2 separate regions of the Homo sapiens genome follow, and region 2 is linked to region 1. A link is an interaction called in ENCODE POLR2A ChIA-PET data of the cell type or tissue named here. Cell type or tissue: PC-9. All regions are shown on one strand. Region 1 overlaps HSPA5-DT (HSPA5 divergent transcript). Region 2 overlaps MVB12B (multivesicular body subunit 12B).

Region 1 (8,000 bases):
CAGGCTAAAGCTCAGTGACACCATCACTGCTTACTGCAGCCTCAACCTCCCTGGCTCAAGCCATCCTCCCACTTCAGCCTCCAGAGTACCTGGAACTTCACACATGCGAAGTCCCTTCACTGTGCCTGGCTAATTTTTTTATTTTTTATACAGACAAGATCTCACTGTGTTGCCCAGGCTGGTCTCAAACTCCTGGACTCAAGTAATCTTCCTGCCTCGTCCTCCTAAAGTGCTGGGATTACAGGCAGGAACCACCACACCCAGCTTTTTTTTTTTTTTTTTAATTCTGAGACAGGGTCTCTCTCTGTCACCCAGGCTAGAGTGCAGTGATGTAATCACAGCCCACTGCAACCTCTACTTTCTGGGCAGGGCTCAAGCAATCCTCCTGCCTCAGCCTCCTGAGTACCTGGGATCATATGCACGCACCACCATGCCTGGCTAACTTTTTTATTTTTTGTAGAGATGAGGTTTTGCTGTGTTTCCCAGGTTAGAGCTCTAGGAATCCTGCAAGCAAAAAAATCCAGTAAGACCCAGGTGGTAGAAAGTATTCCTTAAAAAAATACTTTTCACTTTGGAGCAATTAATTTGTTCCCGTCATAGCCACAGTCCATGTTCTGGGTCATTGGTGGTCCTACACTGGCCCCCACTGGCAGGCTCAGAAATAATAATACTGAGATCCATGAAGCTGATGGAGCTTATGATTTAGGGCCCCTCACTTGCCTGGAGACTCTTCAAAGATCCTAGCAATGTATTCACAGTCATATGGCTTTGCAACATTTAGCAAGGAGTTAAAATTATCAGCTGGCCGAGTGCACTGGTTCTCACCTGTAATCCCAGCTATTCAAGATGCTGACTCAGGAGAATTGCTTGAGCCCAGGAGCTTGAAGCTACAGTGAGCTATGATTTTACCACTGCACTCCATCCTGGGCAAAAGAGCAAGACTTAGTCTCTAAAAAAATTTCTAAATAAAAAAATTTTAAAAAAAACCTGAGAAAACTGAAAATGAGGAAAGTGGCTCCTATAGAACAGGCTTATGAATCCTGCAACTCAAAGACTTCAGCCAAATGAAGTCTACTGTAATCCTTATTTTTCTACAAGTACCAGGGACATCCAAACTGATAGGAGCTGTAATTCTTTGTTGTTTTTTAGAGAGAGGGTCTCACTGTGTCACCCAGGCTGGAGTGCAGTGGCACAATCATAGCTAACTGCAACCTCAAACTCCTGGGCTCCAGTGATCTTCCTGCCTCATGCTCCCAAGTAGCTGGAACTAGAGGCACTCTCCATACACGTGGCTAATTTTTTAACTTTTTGTAGAGACAGGGTGTTGCTATGTTGCCCAGGCTGGTCTTGAACTCCTGGGCTCCAGCAATACTGATGGCTCACACTCCACACTGCTGGGATTACAGGTATGAACCACCATGTCTGGCCCAGGAGCTGTAATGTTAATGCAACATAAAAGTGGTATATTACAGCCGGGCGCGGCGGCTCACACCTGTAATCCCAGCACTTTGGGAGGCCGAGGCGGGCGGATCACGAGGTCAGGAGATCAAGACCATCCTGGCTAACACGGTGAAACCCCGTCTCTACTAAAAATACAAAAAATCAGCTGGGCGCGGTGGCGGGCGCCTGTAGTCCCAGCTACTCGGGAGGCTGAGGCGAGAGAATGGCGTGAACCCGGGAGGCGGAGTTTGCAATGAGCCGAGATCGCGCCACTGAACTCCAGCCTGGTCGATAGAGCAAGACTCCGTCTCAAAAAAAAAAAAAAAAGTGGTATATTACTTGTATTTGAATTTAACCCATCGTTCATTATAACATATGAAATATCTTACCTTGGCCGGGTACAGTGGCTCACGCCTGTAATCCCAGCAATTTGGGAGGCCAAGGCAGACAGATCACTTGAGGTCAGGAGTTCAAGAACAGCCTGGCCAACATGGTGAAACTCTGTCTCTACTAAAAATACAAAAATTAGCCGGGCATGGTGGTGGGCACCTGTAATCCCAGCTACTCAGGAGGCTGAGGCAGGAGAATCGCTTGAACCTGGGAGACGGAGATTTCAGTGAGCTGAGATGGTGCCACTGCACTCCAGCCTGGGTGAAAGAGAGAGACTCTGTCTCAAAAAAAAAAAGGAAAGGAAAAAAAAAGTCTTACCTTAATGCAATTATATATCTTTCACTGACAATCTTTTTGTTCTCTTGCATTACTTTTACTTTTCTTTTTAAAGATCTTCAAGCTTGATAAGGTCCTAATAGATAAACAGATGTTTAAATAAAAAGAAGATGTAGATGAAAAAACTAACAATTTACTTTTTTTTTTTAAGGCTATTCAAGTGAAGCAGTGGAGTGGACATAATTTACTTTTTGAAAAACATAAAAATCAGCAATTTTTTCCTCCATCCCCTCCTATCCAAAAATCAGCAATTTTAATGGTTCCTGAATATTTTATCATACTGATGTACTGATGTATCCTTCTTTTTTATTTTTTTATTTATTTATTTTTGGTTTAGACAGAGTATCTCTCTGTTGCCCAGGCTGGAGTGCAATGGAGTGATCTTGGCTCACTGCAACCTCTGCCTCCCAGGTTAAAGTGATTCTCCTGCCTCAGCCCCCCGAGTACCTGGGATTTCAGGCACGCACCACCATGCCTGGCCAATTTTTGTAGTTTTAGTAGAGACAGGGTTTCACCATATTGGCCACACTGGTATTGAACTCCTGACCTCAAGTGATCTGCCTGCCTCGGCCTCCCAAATTGCCAGCATTACAGGCATGAGCCACTGCGCCCAGCCATACTGAAGTATCCTAATTTTTCACTTCAAAATGGAAATTTTTTATTTCTGATGACAAAACTCCATCTCTACTAAAAATACAAAAAAATCAGCCGGATGTGGTGGTGCATGCCTGTAATTCCAGCTACTTGGGAGGCTGAGGCAGGAGAATCGCTTGAACCCAGGAGGCTGAGGTTGTGGTGAGCTGAGATCATGCCATTGCACTCCAGCCTGGGCAACAAGAGTGAAACTCCGTCTCAAAAAAAGAAAAAAAAGGAAAAAATAATAAAGCAGATTACTCAAAAGTATGATAGTACTATACCATTTATTATTTATTTATTTTTTTTTGAGACAGGGTTTTCGTCTTCCACCCAGGCTGAAGTGCAGTGGTGTGATTGTAGCTCATTGCAGCCTCAAACTGCTGAGCTCAACTGATACTCCCGCCTCAGTCTACTAGCTGGGACTACTGGTGTGCACCACTGTGCTTGGTTAATTCTATTATTATTATTATTTTATTTTTATATTTTTGTAGAGATGGCGTCTCGCTATTTGCCCAGGCTGCTCTCAAACTCCTGGCCCCAAGTGATCCTCACACCTTGGCATCATAAAGCACTGGGAACACACCTTGCCCAGCCTACAATATTTTTTTCTTTTTTTTGAGACGGAGTCTCGTTCTGTTGCCCAGGCTGGAGTGCAGTGACAAGATCTTGGCTCACGGCAAGATCTTGGCTCACTCCAACCTCCGCCTCCTGGGTTCAAGTGACTCTTCTGCCTCAGCCTCCTGAATAGCTGGGACTACAGGTGCCTGCCACCATGCCTGGCTAATACTTTGTATTTTTAGTAGAGATAGGGGTTTCACCGTGTTAGCCAGGGTGGTCTTGATCTCCTGACCTCGTGATCTGCCCGCCTCGGCCTCCCAAAGTGCTGGGATTACAGGCATGAGCCACTGCGCCAGGCCCTGCTTTTTTTTTTTTTCTAACTTAACAATATGTAACAGGTTTGGTTTGTGAACTTGATAGACTGATTCTAAAACTTACATGGAAATACAAAACGCCAAGAATAGTCAGAAACATTCCTGAAGAAGAAGAGCAATGTGGAAGCACTTGTTCTAAACGATATCAAGACATCATAAAGCACTCTGAGTATACAGATTTAAAAAATAAGTAAGTAAATAAATAAATACATCAGAAAGCTATAGTGAGACAAAGTTTGGCTGGGCATGGTCCTGATTACAAAGTCCTGTAATCCCAGCACTTTGGGAGGCCAATGTGGGCAGATCACATGAGGTCAGGAGTTCGAGACTAGCCTGACCAACATGGTGAAATCTCATCTCTAACAAAAATACAAAAAAATTAGCCGGGTGTAGTGGCACACACCTGTAGTCCCAGCTATTCGGGAGGCTGAGGCAGGAGAACCGCTTGAACCTGGGAGGCGGGGGTTGCAGTGAGCTGAGATTGCGCCATTGCACTCCAGCCTGGGTGACAGAGTGAGACTCTGTCTCAAAAAAAAGAATATCTTTTTTTTTCTTTTTTTGAGAAAAGAAAACTACTTGGGAAGCTGAGGCAGGAGATCACTTGAACCCAGGAGGAGAAGGCTGCAGTAAGCTGAGATTACACCACTGTGCTCTGATCCTGTCTCAAAAAAAAAAGGCCGGGCCCAGTGGCTCACACCTGTAATCCCAGCACTTTGGGAGGCCAAGGCGCGTGGATCGCGAGGTCAGGATATTGAGACCATCCTGGCCAACACGGTGAAACCCATCTCTACTAAAAATACAAAAATTAGCTGGGTGTGGTGGCACGTGCCTGTAGTCCCAGCTGGCTAAGGCACAAAAATTGTTTGAACCCAGGAGACAGAGGTTGCAGTGAGCCGAGGTCATGCTACTGCACTCCAGTCTGGTGACAGAGCAAGACTCCATCTCAAAAAAAAAAAAAAAAAAAAATTAAAACATCCAGCGTGGCCAGGCACGGTGGCTCATGCCTGTTATCCTAACACTTTGGGAGGCTGAGGTGGCTAGATCACTTGAGGTCAGGAGTTCAAAACCAACCTGGCCAACATGGTGAAACCAACCCCGTCTCTACTAAAAATACAAAAAAAAAATAAAATAAAATAACCGGGCGTGGTGGCGGGCGTCTGTAATACCAGCTACTCGGGAGGCTGAGGCAGGAGAATCACTTGAACCCAGGAGACAGAGATTGCATTGAGCTGAGGTCATACCACTGCACTCCAGCCTGGGCAATAGAGCGAGATTCCGTCTCAAAAATATATATAATAAAATAAAATTAAAAAATAAAACATCCGGCACATCATACATAAAGGGTAGCTACTCTTTACATATCAACAAAAGGCAGCTCCAGCTGGACGCAGTGGTGCACACCTGTAATCTCAGCCCTTTGAAAGGCCTACGCGGGTGGATTGCTTGAGGTCAGGAGTTCAAGACCAGCCTGGCCAACACAGTGAGACCCCCCCCCCCCCGCCACCGATCTCTACTAAAAATACAAAAATTAGTCGGGCTTGGTGGTGCATACCTGTAATCTCAGCTACATAGGAGGCCGAGGCAGGAGAATTGCTTGAACCCAGGAGGCAGAGGTTGCAGTGAGCCGAGATCACACCATTGCACTCCAGCCTGGGCAACAGAGCAAAACTCCATCTCAAAAAAAAAAAAAAAAGGCAGCTCCACAGGTACTGATTTGTGACAATCTCCAAGAAATGCAGTTAATTGAATAAAGACACAGAACCATATATGCACTATGCTTCAGTGCTCCATCACTGGTTTTAAAACATGGATATGGCCGGGCGCGTGGGCCCACCTGTAATCCCAGCACTTTGGGAGGCCGAGGCAGGTGGATCACCTGAGGTCAGAAGTTCAAGACCAGCCTGGCCAGCATGGTGAAACCCCATCTCTACTAAAAATACAAAATTAGCTGTGTGTAGTGGTGCATGCTTGTTATCCCAGCTACTTGGGAGGCTGAGGCAGGAGAATCACTCAAACTCAGGAGGTGGAGGTTGCAATGAGCCAAGATTGTGCTACTGCACTACAGCCTGGGAGACAAGTGTGAAACTCCATCACAAAAAAAAATTAATTAAAAAAAATTAAAACATGGGTATACTCAGACACACACACACACACGTGTGTGTGTGTGTGTGTGTGTGTGTGTAGATATACATATATAATTTTTTTTTTTTGAGACAGAGTCTTGCTCTGTTGCCCAGACTGGAGTGCAGTGGTGTGATCTTGACTCACTGCAACCTCTGACTCTGAGGTTCAAACAATTCTCCTGTCTCAGCCTCCTGAGTAGCTGGGATTACAGGCGCATGCAACCATGTCTGGCTAATTTTTGTATTTTTAGTAGAGACAGGGTTTCACCATCTTGGCCAGGCTGGTCTGGAACTCCTGACCTCGGGTGATCCGCCCACCTTGGCCTCCCAAAGTGCTGGGATTACAGGCATGAGCCATGGCGCCTGGCCTACATTTTTTGTATGAATAAAACATTTCTAGGCCGAGTAGGGTGGTTCACACCTGTAATCCCAGCACATTAGAAGGCTGAGGCAGGAGGATTGCTTGAGCCTGGGAGTTCGTGATTAGCCTGGGCAACATAGTAAAGCATTTCTACAAAAAATGAAAAAATTATGGCCAGGCACAGAGCCTCATGCCTATAATCCCAGCACTTTGGGAGGCCGAAGCATGCGAACTGCTTCAGCCTAGGAGTTCAAGACCAGCCTGGACAACACGGTGAAACCCTATCTCTACAAAAAATAAAAAAAATTAGCTGGGGGTGATGGCGCATGCCTGTAGTCCCAGCTACTTGGGAGGATCATTTGGGCCCAGGAGATTGAGGCTGCAGTAAGCCATGATCTGGCCACTGCACTCAAGCCTGAGCAACAGAGTGAGATGTTGTCTCTAAATAAATAAAATTTAAAAATTATCTGGCCATGGTAGTGCACACCTGTGGTCCCAGCTACTCAGGAGGCTGAGGCAGGAGGATCACTTGAGCCTAAGAGGTCAAGGCTTCAGTGAGCCGTGATCATTCCAGTGCACTCCATCTCAAAAAATAAAATAGATAGGCCAGGTGTGGTGGCTCATGCCTGTAATCCCAGCACTTCGGGAGGCCAAGGTGGGCAGATCACAAGGTCAAAAGTTCGAGACCAGCCTGGCCAATATGGTGAAACCCCTTCTCTACTAAAAATACAAAAATTAGCTGGGCATGGTGGTGGGCGCCTGTAGTCCCAGCTACTCAGGAGGCTGAGGCAGGAGAATCGCTTGAACCCGGGAGGCAGAGGTTGTGGTGAGCCGAGATAGAGCCACTGCACTCCAGCCTGGGCAACAAAAGTGAAACTCTGTCTCAAAAAATAAAAATAAATAAATAAATAAAATAAATAAAACAGGAAAACACACACACACACACGTATTGTGTGTGAATAAAACATTTCTAAGCTGGCCACAGCAGCTTATGCCTATAATCCCAGCACTTTGGGAGGGTGAAGCAGGGGGACTGTTTAAGGCCAGGAGTTCAAGACCAGCTTGGGCAACATAGCTATACCCTGTCACTACAAAAAATAAATTGCCGGGCATGGTGGCTCACGCCTGTAATCCCAGCACTTTGGGAGGCTGAGGTGGGTGGTTCACAAGGTCAGGAGTTCGAGATCAGCCTGGACAAGATGGTGAAACCCCATCTCTACTAAAAATACAAAAATTAGCCGGATGCGATGGCAGGCACCTGTAATCCCAGCTACAGGTTGGGATCCGGCTGAGGTAGGAGAATCGCTTGAACCCGGGAGACGGAGGTTGCAGTGAGCCAAGATTGTGCCATTGCACTCTAGCCTAGGCGACAGAGCAAGACTCCATCTCAAAAAAAAAAAAAAAATATTAGTGCTGTGTGGTGGCAGACACCTGTAGGCCCAGCTACCCAGAAGGCTGAGACAGAGGATTGCTTGAGTCTGGGAGATGGGGGCTGCAGTGAACTGTGATTGAGCCACTGCTTTCCAGCCTGGGCAACAGAGTGAGATCTGTCTCGAAAAAAATAATCAATTAAAAAGTAAAACATTTCTAGAAGGCTCCACAAGAAAGTGGTTACAGTGGTTCCCTCTATCAGTGTAGGGGAACAGGGCTGAGGACTGAGTGGCAGGGAGACTTATTGGACCCTTTGAATTTTATGCCTTGTATATACATTTACTATTTTAAAAATTTTAAATTTAAGGCCAGGTGCAATGGCTCATGCTTGCAATCCCAGCACTTTGGGAG
Region 2 (8,000 bases), 1.1 Mb before region 1:
AGCTCCGGAAACAGACTTGTCAATGCAATGGAGCTGAGTCCTCGATCAAGGCTAGGAAGTGCCTGGCACAGCTGCAGTCTCCTCTTCTGTTTACAACAAAGCTTAACAAAGTTATGCTTTACCTAATTCTTCTGAAAATAAGCTTCTAAACGGCCAGGGCAGGGGGTACCACACTGCATCACTGCATCATTTTCTGTTTTCAAGTTTCATTTACCAGGCAGGTTTATCTGCATAAAACACAGGGCTTAGTGCTTCCTGCACACAGTAGGCACTAAGTAAATATTTGAGTGAATATTTACTTAGTGCATGTCCCCAGTAAAGGTTTAGAATTAAATATCTGCACCTGCAGATCCAGAGCAGGCATTGATCAAAAGGGCTCAGCACTTGAAAAATCCCGTAGTATTGGTAACATGAAAATAACATTGCTGCAGTTTGCAAAATATTGGTACCTGCTGTTGGTTACCAAGAATGCTTTGCAATTAACAACTCATTAACAGAATGTACGAATTCTGCCAGTGCTAAAATATCACGCTGTGAATTTAATAAAGAACATGTGAGGTAAGTTTTTTTTTTTTTTTAAGATAGTATGGCCTCTACTATCAGAGAGAGAGAAAAGAAAGTGACAAAGAAAAAGGAGGAGAGAGAGAAGTGGGGGTAAGCATGAATAAGCAGTATCTTATTTGCTGGTGGATTCATTGCCACATCCCCTGGTCACAGTATCCTCCCCGGTACGATGATGACAATGGCCCTCTGCCTGGAGTCCGCTCTCAACAGCAGGAGGGTCACCATGCCCTGGAAGAAGCCATGCTGCTCCCACAATGCCCTGTGGCGGCCCAGGAGAAGGTTCAAAGATGGCTGCGGGCGGCCCCCGGCTGAGGCAGACAAAGGAGCCGGGCCTGGCCTGCCAGAGGGCCCTGCAGAGCTGCGCGCAGAGCATCTCCAACGCCAGCCGTTCTCCCTCCTTCCCCCCAGCTGCTGTGCCCCGGACGGAGGCGGCCTTTGTGAAATATGGACAAATGGCTCCGGGCCGCGCGGGCTGCAGTCGACCCATCCAGGAAGCGCCATCACCAGCCAAGGCAGCTTTTAATGAGAAACGCCCAAGATATCCATGGCAGGGGCCATCACTCAAAGCCGCTTGCCCTGAATTACATATTTTCTGACTGCAAATTACTTTTAACTGCGTCTCTACCGGCACTTCAATTGACCTTCCTAACAAAAGGCCATTTATTAACTAGCGCTCCACATTTCCCAGGCCGCGCGGAGCCTCAAGCCAGGAAGGATGGCCCCGCGGCTAAGGACTCGAGGAGGCCATTCATGCGGGCCCTCTCACATCAAATCCGGAGGCCTACTGGCAACAACCCCAGGTTGTATCAACAGCTCCTCATCCAGCATCCATCTGTATCTCAAAGCCCAAACTGCCCGCAAAACACACTAACAGGTCTGTTGCATTTGGACAGCGCTTTGCAGCTCTCCAGAAGCTTTCTCAGGCTCCTTCCCAGTTGAGGCTCACATCAAACCTGGGAGGTGGCCGGGTCACCTTCCAGGAATGGGACGGCTGGTCTTCCTCCCTAGGTCTGGTCTGTTTTCTATTGTACTAGGCAGAGAGGCACCAATATCCCATCCAATTGAGAAAGCAGTTTCAACACTAATTATATTTTAAAATGCCAAAGCTTTTCTTTCTCTAGCCACAGCTCAATAAGTCAAGCAAGGGGGAAAAAGTACAGAAGGATAAAAGTAACACGGGATTAATTTTCCTCACACCTCAGTTTCAAGATTCAACATTCCCCTCATAAATAATTTACAACAATAAAAATGAGCTAAGGCCATGTTTGTGTAGGATGGAGGTAAATTTAGGCCTAATGAGGGAGATCCAAGCACCGCACAGGAGGGAATAGGTTGATCTATGGCACGGTGCGAGCAGGATCGACAGCTCAGAGGGGCTCCATTACCAACTGGAAGTTGCAGGGCCAATCAGGAGGAGGGGGAAGCAAAATGGGGAAACTTGTGCCATCCCAGCTGTGGCTGCGAGGAAGTTCTCTATAGGGAACCCCCAAAGCTGACCCAGTGTTTTGGATGACAAGACAAATGTTGAAATTTTTCAGAACTATAGGATTGGGCCAATCTAAGTCTATTCTCAATACATGCTGGGTAAGGAATAAAGGTGGTAGGATGCCAGGGACTCAGACTGGACCTTGAGCAGGTCCTCTTACTTTCACCTCGCAGGTCATCAGGTCCAGATGGTTCCATTCTGACCTCTCCCCTAAGCGGGCATACAGCCTCTGTGAGATAATTTCCAAGGCTGGGGGCTGCAGAGCCTCAGTTCAGGCAGTGTTGTCTGCCCCGAGAGGCTCCCTCGGCAAGGCAGGATAGTAGTGTGTGTGTGTGTGTGTGTGTGTGTGCGTGCACACACAAACATGTATGTGCGCCCACAAGTGTACGGAATGGGAAAGCTGGGGAGGGTTAAGGTGAAGTGTTTTCCAAGCTAGAAGGATTTTTTCCACCATGCCATGCTCAAAGAGCACCATGCAAACCACACAACAAAGCCAGGAGCAAGCCTGCTTCCAGCTTCTGCCTGCAGTGCTGCAGATAGCGCTTGGGGAGGCCCCAGCTCCCGGTACTGCAGCACCTAGCCAAGGTTGTCATCCCGGGTTCACGGAGAAATGAACTTTAACTATAAAGACCCTTCATACAGACGGCACACTGCTCCCTTGTAGCTGATCAAAGAATTACTACAACAGTGTGTTTAATCCCTGAAAGTCAGCAGTGCTGGGCTTAACTGATGCTGAACATTGTTTCGGAATCAAAGGTGTGCCTCCCGGCCCCAGTCTGGGAGAAAACAGAGCTACTGTATCACAGTTGAAAACTCAGGGGAACTTTGATATCATCTCTGTTTAATTTCCATGGCCCTCCTGAGCCTGGGGTTTATCTCGTTTTATCAACTCCTGTACTGAAATCAAAACCCAACTAACAAAGCTCAGACCTCTCTCCACCAAGGCTCTTCCAGCAGCGGGGTGTGGGCCGAGGAGTTTAAAGTGCTTTCAGGGAGCAACAACTGCAGGGGGCAGGGGGCGCTGCCTTCAAAGCAGGTGCCCTGGGCAGTGGGCCCACGTTCCAGCCTCCCACCATCTCGGCCTCCTGCCATGGTGAGGCCAGCTCAGAAGCGGCGCCAGCCAGCGCTGCTGCTCAGGGCTGAAGGCATGACTGGCATACAACTTTTGAGGAGAGTAATTTCAAAGTATTAACGGGGGGCAGGCTAAATTGGGCTACTGTAATTGAAATGACAAAACCAGTGGCTTAATTACATCCCTACAGAAGGGCAAACTTGTGATCAGCTTGCTTGAAATCCAAAGTCAAGGGCACCAAAGACAAAAAACTGCCTGCTCACATATACCAGCTTACAGGGCTGAGGAAGGAAGAAGAATAAACATTTCATTCGCCGTAGGAAACGCCACAAGAGCAGGTAGCTGCTGGAAATGGGTTGTCCCCCAGTAAAAGCTGCTGCTCCGGCCTTCATAGAAAGGGTCTTTGCCTGTTTCCCATTGGCAGCGATGGTCTGTAGGAATACATGCCCACCTCTGGTGCCCCGGGATTACTGACACCTTTCTGCTGGCAAATCGCAAGCAAGGGACAGAAGGACAGGCAAGGGACTGCCTGTCCCCAAGGAGGGAACCTGTGGCCAGGCCTCACCAATGCACACCACACACACAAACCCAGCCACCTCCTTACAGAAAGTTGCAGAGACCTACCTCCTCAGAAGGCTGAGAGCTGAGGCCAGTGTCCATGCTGTGCCCAGTTAAATGGGCAGCTGGCTTTGGGGCCACCCGTGGGGGACAGTGCACAGACTGAGAGGCTGTCACTGTGGAGCCTCAGGATAGCATCCTGACACCTTCTGAACTTTGGACAGATTACCTGGTGACCAGCCAGAGTCAAATCACTCTGACAAATGCTGCTGGACATAGTCAGGTGGCAACAAGTCACTAGCTGCTAGGAGGGCTGCTAAGTTGTTGGGCAACTAAGGCAAATATTTTTCTAAGCTCTCCTAGATCGCAAAGAATTTTCCAGCTCGGGAACTAACAATTGTGAGCACTTCCTTTCCCCCCCAACAGAAGAATCCAGTGTATGCACGTGTGTATTCAATCTGCCTTATGCTTAAATTTCTATTAACCATTTGATTACCAAACAGATTTTGCATAAACCCCATGAGGCAGGACTAGGGTTCAGATTGCTGCAGCCCTTATGGTGCAATGGTAGGTTCCAGGATTCACTTTCCAAAAATAAATTCAGGATCAAGTTCTACAGCACAGCCCTGGCCAAAGCCCTGCCCCATACAGGCCTGACTCTGCACAAACCAGGGAACATTACTCGAGGGTAGGGCATTCTCCAGTACACTGTGGGTACCACCTGCTTGCCCATGATTACTGCAAATGAGGGTAGTCCATGTCCACTCCCATCAGGTTTTGCTGGGTGGTGCCATATTGTCCCCTGTAGAGAAGGAGAAAAAAAGGACCCCAACAGAAGGCAGATGCCTACAAATGAAACCATCCTGGAGGCCCCAAAAGCAATGGTTCCTGAGTGTTTGGTGACAGGAGTCACAGCTTGCCCTGATGGGCACGGTGCTCATACAGTAAAGATACTAATATAATTTCAGTGCCAGGCAAATGGGGGCCCCTGCCAGAATCATCAGAACACCTGTCTTCAGGCCAGCCAGGCCACCACACCCCTCTCTGACTTTCACATGGGTCTTGAGAATTTTTTTTCATATATTTGGTCATCTAATCATTCTACCCATATGCTAATGACTTCCAAAATACCTCAAACCCAGGCTTTTCTCCTGAGACTCAGAGGTATCTGTCTCGCGTCTTTGCCCACATGGCTCAGGAATACCTCAAATTCAGCTGACCTTGCCATCTTCCCCCTGAAGCATCCTCCTACATTCCCGGTCTCTAAGAGGGCCTGGCGCGTGAACAGTGAGTCCACAGATGACTACGGAGCCACTTGGGCTAAGCACTGAGGCTACAGTAATGAGACGGAAAGTCCACATTCTGGAGTGGGAGTTATCCAACTTTAGCATGTGCAAAAATCACCAGAAGAGGTCGTTAAAACGGACATTCCTGAACCCCACCCCCTGAGATACTGATGCAGTAGGCCTGAGCTGGTCTAAGAACATGCATTTGTAACAGCTCCCAGCTGACACTAAAACAGCTGGTCTACAGTCCAAAATTTAAGTACAAGAGAGCAGGTATTCATCAGGTATTTGATGAACGAATGGATGGATGGATGGATGGATGGATGGATGGATGGATGGATGGAATGAACCTAAAGGTAATCTTCCATGGAGAAAAGCCTCAGAATCAGCCCTCCAGTCTCCCCCTCCTTCCTCTTGACAGTTCACCCAAGGGCACCAGGTTCCTCCCCTGCAGATACCCACCCCACCATTTAAAACCAGGGTCACACACGGGCATGGTGGCTCACGCCTGTAATCCCAGCACTCTGAGGCCAAGGTGGGCAGATCACTTGAGGTCAGGAGTTTGAGACCAGCCTGGCCAACATGGCAAAACCGCATCTCTACTAAAAATACAAAAATTAGCTGGGTGTGGTGGTGGTGCCTGTAATCCCAGCTACTCGAGAGGGTGAGGCACAAGAATCGCTTAAACCCAGGAGGTGGAGGTTGCAGTGAGCTGAGATGGTGCCACTGCACTCCAGGCTGGGTGACAGAGCCAGACCTCATCTCAAAAAAATAAATAAGTAAATAAATAAAACCAGGGTCATGGCCAGGCGCAGTGGCTCACGCCTGTAATCCCAGCACCTTGGGAGTCCGAGGCGGACAGATCACAAGGTCAGGAGTTCGAGACCAGCCTGGCCCATATGGTGAAATCCTGTCTTTACTAAAAATACAAAAATTAGCCAGGCATGGTGGCACGCACCTGTAGTCCCACCTACTCGGGAGGCTGAGGCAGAAGAATCACTTGAACCTGGGTGGCGGAGGTTGCAGTGAGCCAAGATTGCACCACTGCACTCTAGCCTGGGTGACAGAGTGAGAGTCTGTCTCAAAAAAAAACAAAACAAAACACCAGGGTCACATCTTCCATTCCCCTCAAACTTTCTCCAATTTCCCAGTCAGACAGGTGCCACCACTCAGAATCCTGACATCATGCAAGCACGTAGTCTTAGCACACGTATGTGCACACATGCACTCGTGCACACATACACATACACACACAGCCTTTCCTCTCAGAAGGCTAGAACATGCTTTCCCTAGCAGACCGTAAGTTACTCAAAGGTGTGTTATGTCCACCACAATGCCCAGCTTATGGTGGGTGCTCAATAAATGGATTATGAATGAATGGGGGAAGGATAAACAAACAAAATTCCTATCCTCTCAAAATTGCCAAGTTTCACTGGATTAAGGAGGGCACATAAAGGGGAGAGGGCACATAAAGGGGTGGGGCCACATAAAGGGGCAGGGGCACATAAAGGGGCGGGGGAACAGCAGAGCTGTCAGACCCCTTCCAGTGAAAGCCCGGGGTCTGGGGTCACTGATTCCTCCATACAGGACACACACCATGACCCCAGGGGTGAGCCACTTACAGAGGACGGGGGAAGGGACTGCAGCACTTCCAGGGAGTTCCAGATTTAGATCTAACTCAGTGCAGCCAGGCTGGATGTGGGCCTGTCAGGGGCCAGTGGGTGCCCAGGCTGGCTGCAGGAAGAATGCCCCGGAGAGCTTGTAGAAGCACAGCTTTCCCATTCCCTATCCTCAGGTTCTCATTTAATTGGTTCAGGCTGGGACTGAGACTGGAGAGTGCACAGCCAAGGAGAAGCTCCACAGTGCTGGGTGATAGAGCAATGAATAAGACATGGAACTCACAGGCTGTGGGAAATATCCCAAGAGAAAGGGACTGCAAAGGAGGGGACTCTTCCTTCTGCCTGGTGACGCAGGGAAAGGTGAGCAAAGAACTGGCCTCCCTGAAAGACGGGGGTGTGTGAAGTGGTGAAAGTCTTGCAAGCAGATGACACAGCCTCAACAAAGGCACCGTGGTGTGAACACACAGGGACTGCTCGGGGAACTGCAAGGAGCAGATGGGCTCTGAAACAAGCTTATAAAATGCTTAAGAAAACAAATAAACAAAACACAATCAAACTGAACTAAAAAACCTGTCTGCACTTCTCTGCTGTTTCTGAGATCTAAGCAATGATGTTGAGCTACAGGAAGGGGCACCCCAGTGGTCTAATGGAAGAGATTCCCAGGCCTTCCGTTCATACTTCCCCACCTGCAACTGAACATTTCTCCAACCAACGCCCCTTCCTTCAGACCCCCATGGGGCCTCCTTATGCTATTAGCTCTAAGGGGGGAAAGTCAGGCAGAGCAGAGGAATGGGATGGGTGCCCCCTTTGGAGTCCAAGGGACCCGAGCTTGAATTCCAGCTCTGACACTTACTGTACAACCTTAGGCAAGTTAAACTAAACTGGGCCTGAGTTTCCATCCCTATAAAACCGGAATAGCAAATAATATTGTTTCTACAGGGTTATAATGTGTAGAAAGCATCAAGAATTTGCAGCAAAAGGCAATCAACAGAGTAAAAAGGCAACCTATGGAATGGGAGGAAATATTTGCAAATCATGTATCTGATGAGGAGTTAATATGTGGATCTATAAAAAACTCCTACAAATCAACAACAAAAAAACAAATTCCTTAATTTAAAAATGGGCAAAGGACTTGAATAACAAGTCTTTCCAAAGACAATATACGAATAGCCAACCAGCACCCAAAAAGATGCTCAACATCACTTGCCACTAGGGAAATGCAAATCCAAATGACATCTCACCTTATACTCATTACGATGGCTACTACCAAAAACAAACAAACATACAAACAAAATAACTGTTCGCAAGCATGTGAAGAGATTGGAAACTCTGGCACACTGCTGGTGGGAATGTAAAATGGCACAGCCACTATGTTATGGAAAACAGTGTGGTGGTTCCGCAGAAAATTATAAATA

Evidence for each region. Peaks named below come from ENCODE experiments on the same cell type or tissue, not always from the same donor. Only the 100,000 strongest peaks of a DNase experiment are listed, where the experiment ranks them.
Region 2: POLR2A ChIA-PET joins it to region 1 with 6 read pairs; 3 of 35 experiments call an interaction of 5 or more read pairs at or near these places.

The regions. Positions count from the first base shown.
Region 1 is chr9:125,248,820-125,256,819 of GRCh38, reverse strand. HSPA5-DT (HSPA5 divergent transcript) reads right to left here. Exons shown (of 3, transcript NR_186826.1): 2 at 2,149-2,242. Among named protein-coding and RNA genes, the nearest start is that of GAPVD1, 9.0 kb to the left of the region's middle. In PC-9, a CTCF peak has its summit at 631 (motif pointing left); no DNase peak of the experiment used is centred here.
Region 2 is chr9:126,331,154-126,339,153 of GRCh38, reverse strand. The region is part of intron 1 of MVB12B (multivesicular body subunit 12B); the gene reads right to left. Among named protein-coding and RNA genes, the nearest start is that of MVB12B, 8.3 kb to the right of the region's middle. RefSeq lists enhancers at 2,585-3,084, 3,085-3,586 and a silencer at 3,890-4,184. In PC-9, no CTCF peak of the experiment used is centred here; a DNase peak (open chromatin) is centred at 4,013.